2 separate regions of the Homo sapiens genome follow, and region 1 is linked to region 2. Evidence: chromatin loops called from intact Hi-C (ENCODE). Cell type or tissue: left ventricle myocardium inferior. All regions are shown on one strand. Each heading gives the region's core, and the rest is flanking DNA. Links, peaks and the distances in the headings are about the cores only.

Region 1 (7,626 bases), core at 1,081-6,080, 330 kb after region 2:
GAATTTTCATTGTTTATTATTGTAATTCCACAGGTTCTTATTTGCAGTTCCAAAACTCAAAAACCCTTGTAAAGATTTTTACTAAATTTGGCAATAAAATATAATGTGAGTGGACATGAGGCTATTTATAATCTCTAAACTGTTTATTGTCAATGTTCAAACTTTATTTTGAACAGTTGTTTTTTTATTTTTGAGACACAGTCTTGCTCTGTCGCCCAGGCTGGAGTGCAGTGGCATGATCTCAGCTCACTGCCACCTCCGCCTCCCAGGTTCAAGTGATTGTCCTGCCTCAGCCTCCCAAGTGGCTGGGATTACAAGCGGGCACCACCACGTCCGGCTAATTTGTATTTTTAGTAGAGATGGTTTCACCGTGTTGGCCAGGCTAGTCTTGAACTCCTAACCTCAAATGATCCACCCACCCCAGCCTCCCAAAGTGCTGGAATTCCAGGCATGAGCCGCCATGCCTGGCCATATTTGACAGTTTATACATAGATTTGTAGAAATTAGTATAAATATTCGGTATGTTATTAAATACTGATAGTACTGTTTGTCTTCCCTTTGCTAGGAAGAAAAACCTGATAGTAAGAAGGTGGAGGAAGACTTAAAGGCAGACGAACCATCAAGTGAGGAAAGTGATCTAGGTGAGGAGACGGTAGTTAGTTTGTATTTGAAAACCTATGATGTGATACTTTGTTGATTTTTATTAAAGTGACTTAAATCAGCACTGTGTAATAGAAATATAATGGCACATATGAAACTTAGAATGTTCTAGTAGTCACATTTTAGAAAGTAAAAGGAAACATGAAATAAATTCAGATATTAATGGCATATTGGTTGAAATATTGACATGTGTAATCAATATTTTTTTTTGTTTTTTTGTTCTTTTTGAGATGGAGTCGTGCTCTTGTCACCCAGACTGGAGTGCACTGGCACAATCTCGGCTCACTGCAACCTCCACCTCCCAGGTTTAAGCCATTCTCCTGCCTGAGCCTCCCGAGTAACTGGGATTAGAGGAACCTGCCACCACACTCGGCTAATTTTTATAATTTTAGTAAAGACGGGCTTTCACCATGTTGGCAAGGCTGGCCTCGAACTCCTGACCTCGTGATCCACCCACCTTGGCCTCCCAAAGTGCTGAGATTACAGGCGTGAGCCACTGCACCTGGCCTCAATATTTGTTAATAATTTATTTTGCTTCTTTTTTTAATAGCATTCAAACTCCAAAGGGTATTTTACACATGTGGCACCCCTCAATTCAGGTTTTACATTTTCATTGATAATAAATCAGACTTCATAATGTTTGTATTAGAAAAAGTTGGGTTACATATTAAAGTTGTTCTAAGCATACTTAAAAAGTTTTCTTTTTTTTTTTTTTTTTCTTTTTTTGAGACGGAGTCTCACTGTGTCGCCCAGGCTGGAGTGCAGCAGTGTGATCTCAGCTCACTGCAGCCTCCACCTCCCAGGTTCAATCAATTCTCATGCCTCAGCCTCCCTAGTAGCTGGGACTACAGGCGTGTGCCACCAGGCACGGCTAATTTTTGTATTTTTTTTTTTTTGTAGAGACAGGGTTTTGCCATGTTGCCATGTTGGTCAGGCTGGTCTTGAACTCCTGATCTCAGGTGATCCACCTGCCTTGGCCTCCAAAGTGTTTGGGATTACAGATGTGAGCCACCATGCCCAGCCAAAAGTTTTCCCATAACTGAATTGAGTGCCAAAAAATAGTATTTGTTTAGTTCTTACAACCATGTTGATAAAACTGGTTCATATTTAGAAGAGTAGTTATCTGTGCTATGAGTTTGGTTGGTTTTTTGGCCACAAATTGACTAAATTTCTTCATGAATTTGGAAGTCTCTTATATCACAGAACCTGAAGAAAAGTACTTGAAATGTTTTAAATTTTGAATCAGTTTTTTTTTGTTGTTTTTTTGGGGTTTTTTTGGAAGACTTGAGTTTCGCTCTGCCACCCAGGCTGGAGTGTGGTGGCACAGTTTCGGCTCACTGCAACCTCTCCCTCCTGGGTTCAAGCGAGTCTCCTGCCTCAGCCTCCTGAGTAGCTGGGACTACAGGCGTATGCCACCATGCCTGGCTAATTTTTTTGTATTTTCAGGAGAGACAGAGTTTCACCATGTTGGCCAGGCTGGTCTCAAACTCCTGACCTCGGGTGATCTGCCCGTCTTGGCCTCCCAGAGTTCTGGGATTACAGGTGTGAGCCACCACGCCTGGCCTGAATCAAATTATCTTTGATATCATTAGAGGTCTTACATTCTACTGGCAGTTGTTTGAGTGCTAAATTGAAGATCTTTTACTTTTTATAAAATGCCTCTTTAGTCTTACTTTCTACCAGTTTCTAAAACTACAATAAATTTTTTAACCAACTCTCCACCTAAAAGTGTTTTCTTTTTTGTATACAAATCAAACTTTGATAGACAAGCTTAGTTGCTGTTAAAAAATGGATTAAAATTTTTTTACCGTGTTAAAGGGCATAAACTTTGAGCTATAATCTGAATAAATTCCAGAGATCCAGTATACAGCATGACTATAATACTGTATACTTGAAATTTGTTAAGAGACTGGATCTTCAGTGTTCTCACCAAAAACAAATAAATATGTGAGATGGATAGTTATTAATATGATGGGTGAGAATCATTTCATTATGTGAGGTGCAGTAAAGTGAAACACAATAAAATGAGGTATGCCTGAGGTCAGGCACGGTGACTCACACCTTTAATCCCAGCACTTTGGGAGGCTGAGGCGGGTGGACCACCTGAGGTCGGGAGTTGGAGACCAGCCTGACTAACATGGAGAAACCCCATCTCTACTAAAAATACAAAATTAGCCAGGTGTGGTGACACATGCCTGTAATCCCAGCTACCTGGGAGACTGACGCAGGACAATTGCTTGAACCTGGGAGGCAGAGGTTACGGTGAGCCAAGATTGCGCCACTGCACTCCAACCTCGGCAACAAAAGCGAAACTCCGTCTCAAAAAACGATATGCCTGTATGTTAAAACATCGCATTGTACACCATATACATATATGTATATATATAGTTTGTCAGTCATGCGTCAAGTTTTGTTGTTGCTGGACAGTAATTCTGATTTTAGGTGGGTGATTTTAAATTTTTTTTTTTTGACTAAGGAAACTTCTTATCAAATTAACTATTTGCAAATGTGTTCTTTTTAAATGATACGTGCGTGTGTGTGTGTATATATATATAAAACTCGTTTTCCACTTGCAACAAATTACAGTTGTCATTTAACTGACAACTGTTAAATGACAATTTGAAAAGCAAGATACTGCTTTTCATTCTTTACTGTTTTGGTTGTAAGTACTAGCTTTGGTCACTACTGTACATATGGAAACTAAATTTATTTTTAAATCTAGCCTTGGTACTTGATTCTGCATCAGTAGTAAGCCTTTATTTTAAAATTAAAACTTGTCCATGCTACTTTTAAAAATGAAAATAATTAGGGACCAGGTGCAGTGGCTCATGCTTGGAATCCTAGTGCTTTGGGAGGCCGAGGTGGGAGGATTTCTTGGACAACATAGTAAGATCCTGTGCCCCCCCCAAAATTATTTTAATTTTAAAAAAGGAAAGTAATGAATGTAATTATATTAAAATATTTTGATTTACGTTGAAGTATCACTGTAGCTTACCTGCATATTTTTGAAAAACATAGTACATCAGTGTGTAGAAAAAAATTATTTGAACTAAATCAGTTTGTTGACAATGGTGTATTTATATACAATGACTAAATCAGTGGTGTATTTATGTGTAATACTAGAAACTGCACATGTCAACAACCCCACTACAACCTGATAATAAATATCTTACATGATGTGACAGTTAACGTAAAGTGTAGTCTTACCAAAGTAACGAAATGTTTAATGGGAACATATTTTAAAATGCATCAATACTTAAAATAATTAATTGTAGTAGTCATAGTATGTCAGTTTTTAATAATCTTGGGAGTGGCTACTATATTGTACGGTGCAGGTCTTATTGTCATTTTCTCGACTTTGGCAGAAATTGATAAAGAAGGTGTGATTGAACCAGACACTGATGCTCCTCAAGAAATGGGAGATGAAAATGCGGAGGTAAGTTCGGTGACTTGATTTCCTGCTTGTTCTAAGAAATGTGAAAGGTCCTGCTGTTGCAATGATTTTATGACACGATTCTTCCAGGAAAAGCGCATAGTAAATCTTTCTCTGACTTCAGGCGTTTTAGGCAAGCATTGTATTTTACTACTTAAAATACTAATGAAAATAAATACTGTTACTTTCTGTTTTATCTGTTTTTTAAGTTTGCATCTGGTGTGACTGCTTGCACTGTAACGCAGAATTCACTTAAAATACATACCTATTAGTGGAGTTGCTCTTGATGGAATATCTAATGCCAAATTGTATTACAGAATGGTTTGTCATAACAGGCCCTCAAGGGAGTGAAAATTGGTTCTTGGGAGGAGGGCTTAAAAAAAATTCTATATATTACAATGGTTAGTGGTCCTCCAAAGACTCATAGAATATTAATATGTAGTGTATCTGTGGTATTAAAATTGGGGATATGGAAATGAGGAAAAGATGTCTAAAAAGGCTCCTTAGTGTCTGATAAAAATTTGAGAAACACTCTAATATAGTAATAGCAGTTTTAAAAGATTGGTTTTTATCCTCAAAACTTGATATTATCAGATTTCATCTTTGCCAAGTATTGTGGGAAATGGTATCTTTTTGTGGCTTTTAATTTGCATTTTCCTGGCCAGACAGGGTGGCTCACGCCTGTAATCCCAGCACTTTGGGAGGCCGAGGTGGGTGGATCATCTAAGGTCAGGAGTTTGAGACCAGCCTGGCCAACATGGTGAAACCCCGTCTCTACTAATAATACAAAAATAAGCCAGGCATGATGGTGCACGCCTGTAATCCCAGCTACTTGGGAGGCTGAGGCAGGAGAATCACTTGAACCCAGGAGGCAGAGGTTGCAGTGAGGTGAGATCGCACCCCTGCACTCCAGCCTGAGCGACAGAGCAAAACTCTATTTAAAAAAAAAAAAAAAAATGCATTTTCCTGATTCCTAATGAGGCTGAGCATATTTAAATGTTTATTGGCTGTTCACTGGCATTTGCGAACTCCTGTTTAAACTTTTTCCACTTTTTGCTGGATCTTTTTCTTACTGCTTTGTATTTCATTTCAATATTCTGGATGCTAATAATTTGTTGCTAGTGCTGCATATATTTTCTGCTAGTTTGTGACTCATCTTCACTCATCTTTCTTCATGTTGTTTCAAAAATAGTATCTTTTAATGCAGATATTTTCTGCTTTATTACTTTGAGGTTATAATTGCTGTAGTGCATTGCTTTTTCTCTTCTGAACATTTTATACACTCACCTTTCACCTTTAATCTACCGGTCCCACCAAAACTAAAATACACTGTTTCTGAATATTGTGGGTCTGTTTCAGGAGTTTATTGTTCTGCTTGTCTATTTTTTTTCTGTTCACTAATGCCACATCGTCTGATACTAAGTCTTGTTATTTTGTAGAACAAGGACCCCCAAAACTTTTTAGTCTTTTGGCTGTTCTTGGCTTTTTGTTTTTCCAAGTAAATTTTAGAAATAGGTTGATCAAGTCTCCCCGCTTCCATTGGTTTTTTTCCCCTTTGTTAGAATTGTGTTAAATCTAAATCAAGTTCGGGAAAAGATATATCTCCTCACCATTGAGATAAACTATCCATAAATAATGTTATCTGCCCAATTTTTAGGTGTTTTTAAAATATTTTAATAACTTACTAACGTGTTCCCCATAAGTCTTGTGCTTTGTTTTTTTGAGACAGTGTCTCACTCTTCCATCCAGGCTGGAGTGTAGTGGTACAATCATAGCTCACTGCGCCCTTGACGCCCTGGGCTCAAGTGATCCTCCCACCTCAGCCTCCTGACCAGCTGGGACTATAGTCATGCACCACCATGTCCAGCTAGTTTTTTATTTTTATTTTTAAAAATTCTTAGTAGAGACAAAATCTCAAACTCCTGGCCTTCCAGAGTGCTGGGATTACAGGTATGAGTCACTGCACCTGACGTAAGTCTTGTGCATTTTTGTTAAGAACAAATGTAAGTACTTTCTGTCACCATTTGTCAAAGGAAACTTTAAAGGTTAAATGTTATGTTTATTGATGGTATTACTTCTTTTATGATGTGTCTAGGTTTATAATTTTTTATTTATCCTGCTTGGGATTCAGTGAGCATCAAATTCTAGGGTTAACTTTCTTTAGCTCTAGAATATTTTCAGCTGTTATTAAATATTGCCTCCTTCTTGTTTACTTTATGCTCTAATTCTGGATCCCTGGTAATGTTAGACTTTTGTTATTAAGTTTCATTTCTTTATCACTCTCTGCTGAAAAGCAGTCTATGCTTTGTCTGTTCCATTGATGTTTGAATTGGAATGCTTGTGTTTTTCATTTTGGTACTTCAAATCTTTTTGAAGTCTACTTGGTTATTTGTAAGTCTTTTGCTCTTTACTCATTTTCAGAATTTACTTTTATTAAACACATTAAATTCCTTGTTGAACTCTTCGCTGGTCTTACTCTTATTTTTCATGGCTCTTGCTCATTAAGGTACCTTGTTTACTTTATGATGTGTTTGTGTGTTGTGTGTGATATTTTGAAAATGTGTTCTTTGGAACTTCACCTGTAGAAAAATTTTGAGGCCTAGGTAAGAAGGTGATTGCTTCCATGAAGTCTCTGAATTGGTGCTACCAACTCAAGGACCCCTTGAAAGTCTCAGCATGGTGTTTTTTTGTTTGTTCCAATTACTTTGGTAATACAGAATTCCAGATGAAAGGCTGGCTGTGGCTCTGAATTTTCAGGGGAAGTTCTTTTAATCTCACTACTCAACTGTCCGTTTCTGTAGGACAGGTTTATACCATTATGCTTGCCGGTATTAGCATTTGGAGTTGCAGATTTATTTTGGAAGGTGTCTGGTTAGACCACATACATTCTCTTCCTCTGAATATAGACTTTGTATCCTGTGTCCTGCATTACCTTCAAAATAAAATTGCAGCCAGGAGTGGCGGCTTATGCTTCTAATCCCAGAACTTTGGGAGAGTGAGGCAGGCAACTCACTTGAGTCCAAGAGTTCTAGACCAGCCTGGGCAGCATGATGAAAACCCGTCTCTATAAAAAAAAAAAAGCAAAACATTTAGTAGGTTGCGAGCATGTAGTTCCAGCTACACTTGAGGGGAGGCTGAGCCCAGGAGATGGAGGTTGCAGTGAACCGTGATTGCACCACTGCACCGGAGCTTGGGTGACAGAGGTAGACCCTGTCTTTAAATAAAACATTATTTTTATATTTAATATTTATTTTTTCTTTTTATTTTTTGTAGAGACGAAGTTTCGCCATATTGCCCAGGTTGGTCTTGAACTCCTGGGCTCAAGGGATCTACCTGCCTCAGCCTCCCAAAGTGCTGAGATTATAGGCATGAGTTGTATATTTTTTTCCTGTGGTTAAAGATCTCCAGAGCTTTCCATTTTAGGAGGATGTTTGCTATAACTCTTTGTTCTTTTTTTGCAGGGGTAGGGTGAGACATGGTCTTGCTCTGTGTCACCCAGGCTAGAGTACAGTGACACAATCAAGACTCACTAC
Region 2 (5,000 bases), core at 1-5,000:
TTTGCTGTCTCCCTTGGTCACCTGCAGAGTAGCACAAAGGAGACAAGAAAATAAGGTTTTTGTTAAGTAATTTGGGAATAGCACAGAATATCTCCCTTCTTTGAAACTAGATATCATAATCTTATGCCTGTAACTTATTTTACTAGCTGTTCTCTTCACTTATTCTTTCTCCTTAAAGTTGTTATTTGACCTAATTTTCTCCCAGTGATCTTTAAGGCAATGGCAGCCCTTTAGCTTTTTGCCTAGAAGAGGCCACAGAATGTGCAGACCCTGTAGATTGATTGAATGTATCCCAGATTGGGGCTAGGGAACAAGGAAGGGGTGGCACTTTGGGGTAGTGAAGAGTGTATCAAAGTGGGGAGCCAGAAGACCTTGGTTTTATTTCCTTCCACTCATATTCTAAAATGTTATGAGCCTACAAATACTAAATGACAAGGCTGTAAGAGTTTGTTAACAGACTATTTAAGGGTGCCTTTTGTTAAGTTAAATTCAATGGAGGTAATTCGAGATATGCTATGGGGAAATAACTGGTGAGGTTACTAAGCCAGGCTTAGTAACTTAAATTCTGGCTCAGGCCTATTTTGTATAGCTAAGAATGGTTTTTTACATTTAAAAAGAGTGTGTTTTTAAAAGACAGAAAATATGCCAGAGATATGTGACCCACAAGGCCTATAATATTCATAACCTAGTCCTTCAGATAAGTAATCTTCTATCAGTTTTTCAGGATTTCCTTCAGTTTCTTTTATCATTTCACATTACTCAAAGTCTGAGATGCCATTTTAAAAGGGGCTCTGATGCTTTAAAAGTTTAATACCACTGAAACAGAACCCTAATAACCTCTCTAAGCCAATATTTCTTGTCCAACTTAAAGAGCTCTTTTACACCTGAAAGCTTTAAAACCCAATTGAAAGTTTAAGTGCACTTCTGGATTAAATATTAGAATCATGATAGAAGTTTCAAAGGAAACTCAATGCCCTTACATCTGTGCTTTCATTGCTGGTGTTTTCCTCTCGTTTTCTCTCTTCTTCCTCCTGTTCCAGTTCCTTAATGCTTTCTTCCAGAACATTGGGCCAGAAATCACCCTCGAAATAAGGCAATTCCTTTGCACTTGTTAATCTATCTTCAGTAGCTTGTTTAAAAATATCCTGTGAAAACATGCATGTACATATAGGAATTTCTATGTTCTTTTAAAGCATTGATTATACAGAATAATCATGGCTGACAAGAAACATGAAAGCTTAAAATGTCTTGAAAGCTGGCAGAGACTTTATACCTAAGCCGTAAGCCAGGGAGTATTTAGAAAAATAAATAGTGAAAAGGCCTGGCCTAAAGTCAATATTTCCGGTTTTCTATTTCTTCTACCCACAAAAACAGGGAGCTTATCTGCCTTTATATAACCAAGTGGCAATTATCCTGCCAGGATCAACGTCAGGGTGGTAGCACCATCATGCATGCCATGGCCCCTACCACTCCTTATCACAGAATATGTGGTATGAAGCATGCCCTCCTCACACCCATCCTTGGAATTTCAGCAGCTTTTACTGACAGCTTTGTTCAAAATGACCAAAACTACAAATACTGGAAATAGTATCTGCTGCAGAATGATTTGCTGGGCTGCTTAGGAAAACTTCTTTATTTAGTTGAACTACTAAATTGAGGAAGACAAGTCTGTATCATGAGACAACCTATATTTATGAATAACATAATACTGTTAATTAAGAATATATTTTTGGCCAGGTGCAGTGACTCACACCTGTAATCCCAGCACTTTGGGAGGCCGAGGCAGGTGGATCACCTGAGGTCAGGAGTTCGAGACCAGCCTGACCAATGTGGAGAAACCCCGTCTCTACTAAAAATAGAAAAAATTAGCCTGGCTTGGTGGTGCATGCCTGTAATCCCAGCTACTCGGGAGGCTGAGGTAGGACCATCACTTGAACCCAGGAGACTGCACCATTGCACTCCAGCCTGAAACTCCGTCCAAAAAAAAAAAAGGGAGAATATATTTTTGGCTGGGTGATGTGGCTCATGCCTATAATCCTAGCACTTTGGGAGGCTGAGGTGGGCAGATCACTTGAGCTCAGGAGTTTGAGACCAGCCTGGGCAACATGGTGACATCCTGTCTCTACAAAAAATATACAAAAATCAGCTAGCTCTCGTAGTGTGCACCTAGTCCCAGCAACTCAGGAAGCTGAGATGGGAGGATGGCTTGAGCCTGGGAGGCACAGGTTGCAATGAGCGGGTATCATGCCACTGCACCCTAGCCTGGGTGACAGAGAGTGACCCTTTCTGAAAACAAAACACCCACACCCCTAAAACCCTAACCAACCCAAACCAAACCAACAAAAAACCAAAACAAAAAGATATATTTTAAGGCCGGGCACAGTGGCTCATGCCTGTAATCCCAGCACTTTGGAATGCTTGAGGCCAAGAGTTCAAGTCCAGCCTGGGCAGCATGGCGATACCCCAACTCTATCCCCACCCTCCCCCCAAAAATAAATAAAATAAAATTTTGGTTACATGTTTAAAACAGGGATTTCTTGATCTACCGCTCTTCAAAACCTGGTTTTTCTTATATTGAAAAATTTTGAATATACAAAATAAAAGCAATCAAATTAGCATTTTTAGGAATTACATGCAAGAGGTAGAACAAGCAAGACTTTTGTTTAAAAAAAAAAAAAAAAGGCTGGGCACGGTGGCTCATGCCTGTAATCCCAGCACTTTGGGAGGCCAAGGCGGGCGGATCACAAGGTCAGGAGATCGAGACCATCCTGGCTAACACGGTGAAACCCCGTCTCTACTAAAAATACAAAAAAATTTAGCCGGGTGTGATGGCAGGAGCCTGTAGTCCCAGCTACTCAGGAGGCTGAGGCAGGAGAATGGCATGAACCCAGGAGGCGGAGCTTGAAGTGAGCCAAAATCGTGTCACTGCACTCCAGCCTGCGTGACAGAGCGAGACTCCGTCTCAAAAAAAAAAAAAAAAAAAAAAAAAAGTTAAATGACAGAACAAAGAGCAGCAACATTAGTGCATTTCCAGATCTATTGTCAGCACCTGGCCCCTATGTCCCAACTGACCTTGTAGTCATGGACAATACGCTCTGATACAGCCTTGTCAAGCATTTTTTTGTACCATTCCTGCAGTCGCTTGGGCTTGGGTATCTTCTGGTCAGGAGGATGGCAATGGAAGATATAATCATCTCCCTCACTTGGTGGACATGCCCAAATATGCCCTGTTGTGTAACTAACAATACAAAGAGAAAGAACATTAAGGAAAAGAGATAATCTATTCTAGAAGGCTACATTTTAAACCACAAGTTGGAGTTGATATAGATACCAATAATTTTTCCCAAGATAACACAGTGTATATATAACCCAGAATGAGATTAACATTGTGAGGCCAAAATTAGGCATAACTCACAGTAGTAACAATGGATCTCATATTGCCTACTTATTTTTGGAGGCCATGGTGGGATGTTGCGAATCTCAGCCACGAAGTGGGTGACTTAGCCCTGGATCCAAAAACCCTAAGTCTGCATGTTAAGACCAAATGAAGATTACACTGCAAAGGAAAATGGACCCATTTAACAAGAGCTAAATTAAAAGGCACACTGTTCAGAGAAACAGACTTCAAGATGAGGGAGTGAATGTTTCCAATGACATACATACTCTAAAGGTAAGAAGTATCTCCAGAACTGTTTTTGGTCTTCATACCCAGGTTGTAAAAGGATCAAATGCAGTTAAAATTCTGCCCTCAAATGAGGGGCACAAATCAAACTTCAAAGCAAAGTGGACCCAATGGCTTAGCTTACAAACAAAACTAATGTTGGATGGGTGAAACTAGGGCCAACATATCCATTTCTCTCTACTGACATTAACTTCAAAGGGGCTCCAACAAAGTTAAGAGAATTGTTACGTAAGAACTAAAATGAGGAAAAAAAGGCCAAGAGTTATATATTTGCATATTTAACCTATATCTCACCAGAATGCCATGCTAGTTAAAGAAAAAAAGCCATTATCAAAATATGCTTACCCTAATTTCTTGACATATTCTAAATATCCAATTAGGATTTCATGATAGACTGCAGTCCTCAAGCATTTAGGACGGAAGAAATGAACACTATCGAGGTAAGATATGTATACTCTCCTATACAAAATGAAGAGAAATGAAGAGGAAAAAAAAAGTCAGGTCACATAATGAGTTCTTTACTCCATGTGCCTAATAACACCCTCTCACTCTCCCAGGCTCTTTGCTCACATCGTTATTTGTGAAGCTCATCACAGGCAGGTAGGCGACTCCGCCGTGAACCCTTCAGGGAAGTTCAGTGAGCCTGTGGTTTCCTTCTATTTGTAGTAACTAGCAGTGCCTGGCACATACACATCAATCAGTATTTGGTGATCCCTATACGTTTTTATTATTGCCTTTATACTATTTTTGGAGAAAAGAAATTCCCACCCGATTTGTATGATATATTTTCACATAGCTACTTAATCCAGATTTAAGCTCATTTTCTGAAGAGTAGTACGTTTGTTTTCAAATTCCAATTTCAGGTTGCTATTCATATCCTTTATTACTATGACCACAGAAGAGCAGTATTGAGCGGTTATTTTGTTTGGGGGTTTGCTTTTTAATCTGTTTCACTTTAAAATTACTGGACACTTGAGATTTTGCATTTCCAAACCAAACACACTAAACATTTTCTTGCCTGTTATGCTTTTCCACCTATTATAAGTTGGAACTCCCACACAAATCCGGAGCTAGCCACTGTGAGCTAGTCATACCTCTGGTTGGGTGGAGGGCAGTCAGAGCCATACTCTTGAACATGCATGCCAAAGAAGCACAGGTCAACACCATCAATTTCTTCAAAGGCAAAGAGGGCTTTGGTTCGGTATGGAAAGGATTCTGCCATCTCTCCACTGTCCACAAACCTATACAATTGAGATGGTGGGGGAACCACAACATAACTCATTCAGACTGGAATCACCAATAGTAACCATGTATGAGC

The links. Hi-C counts contacts between places; a loop is a spot of excess contacts. Peaks named below come from ENCODE experiments on the same cell type or tissue, not always from the same donor. Only the 100,000 strongest peaks of a DNase experiment are listed, where the experiment ranks them.
Region 1: a loop joins it to region 2, with 2.7 times the contacts of the local background. A loop is called at or near these places in 10 of 110 quality-filtered maps.

The regions. Positions count from the first base shown.
Region 1 is chr22:40,841,309-40,848,934 of GRCh38, reverse strand. It overlaps ST13 (ST13 Hsp70 interacting protein), which reads left to right. Exons shown (of 12, transcript NM_003932.5): 3 at 566-641; 4 at 4,026-4,096. Among named protein-coding and RNA genes, the nearest start is that of ST13, 12 kb to the left of the region's middle. In left ventricle myocardium inferior, for the core only: no CTCF peak of the experiment used is centred there; no DNase peak of the experiment used is centred there.
Region 2 is chr22:41,168,644-41,173,643 of GRCh38, reverse strand. It overlaps EP300 (EP300 lysine acetyltransferase), which reads right to left. Exons shown (of 31, transcript NM_001429.4): 25 at 4,777-4,923; 26 at 4,028-4,141; 27 at 3,073-3,238; 28 at 981-1,145; 29 at 1-21. Among named protein-coding and RNA genes, the nearest start is that of EP300-AS1, 26 kb to the left of the region's middle. In left ventricle myocardium inferior, for the core only: no CTCF peak of the experiment used is centred there; a DNase peak (open chromatin) is centred at 2,903; H3K27ac peaks cover 518 bases.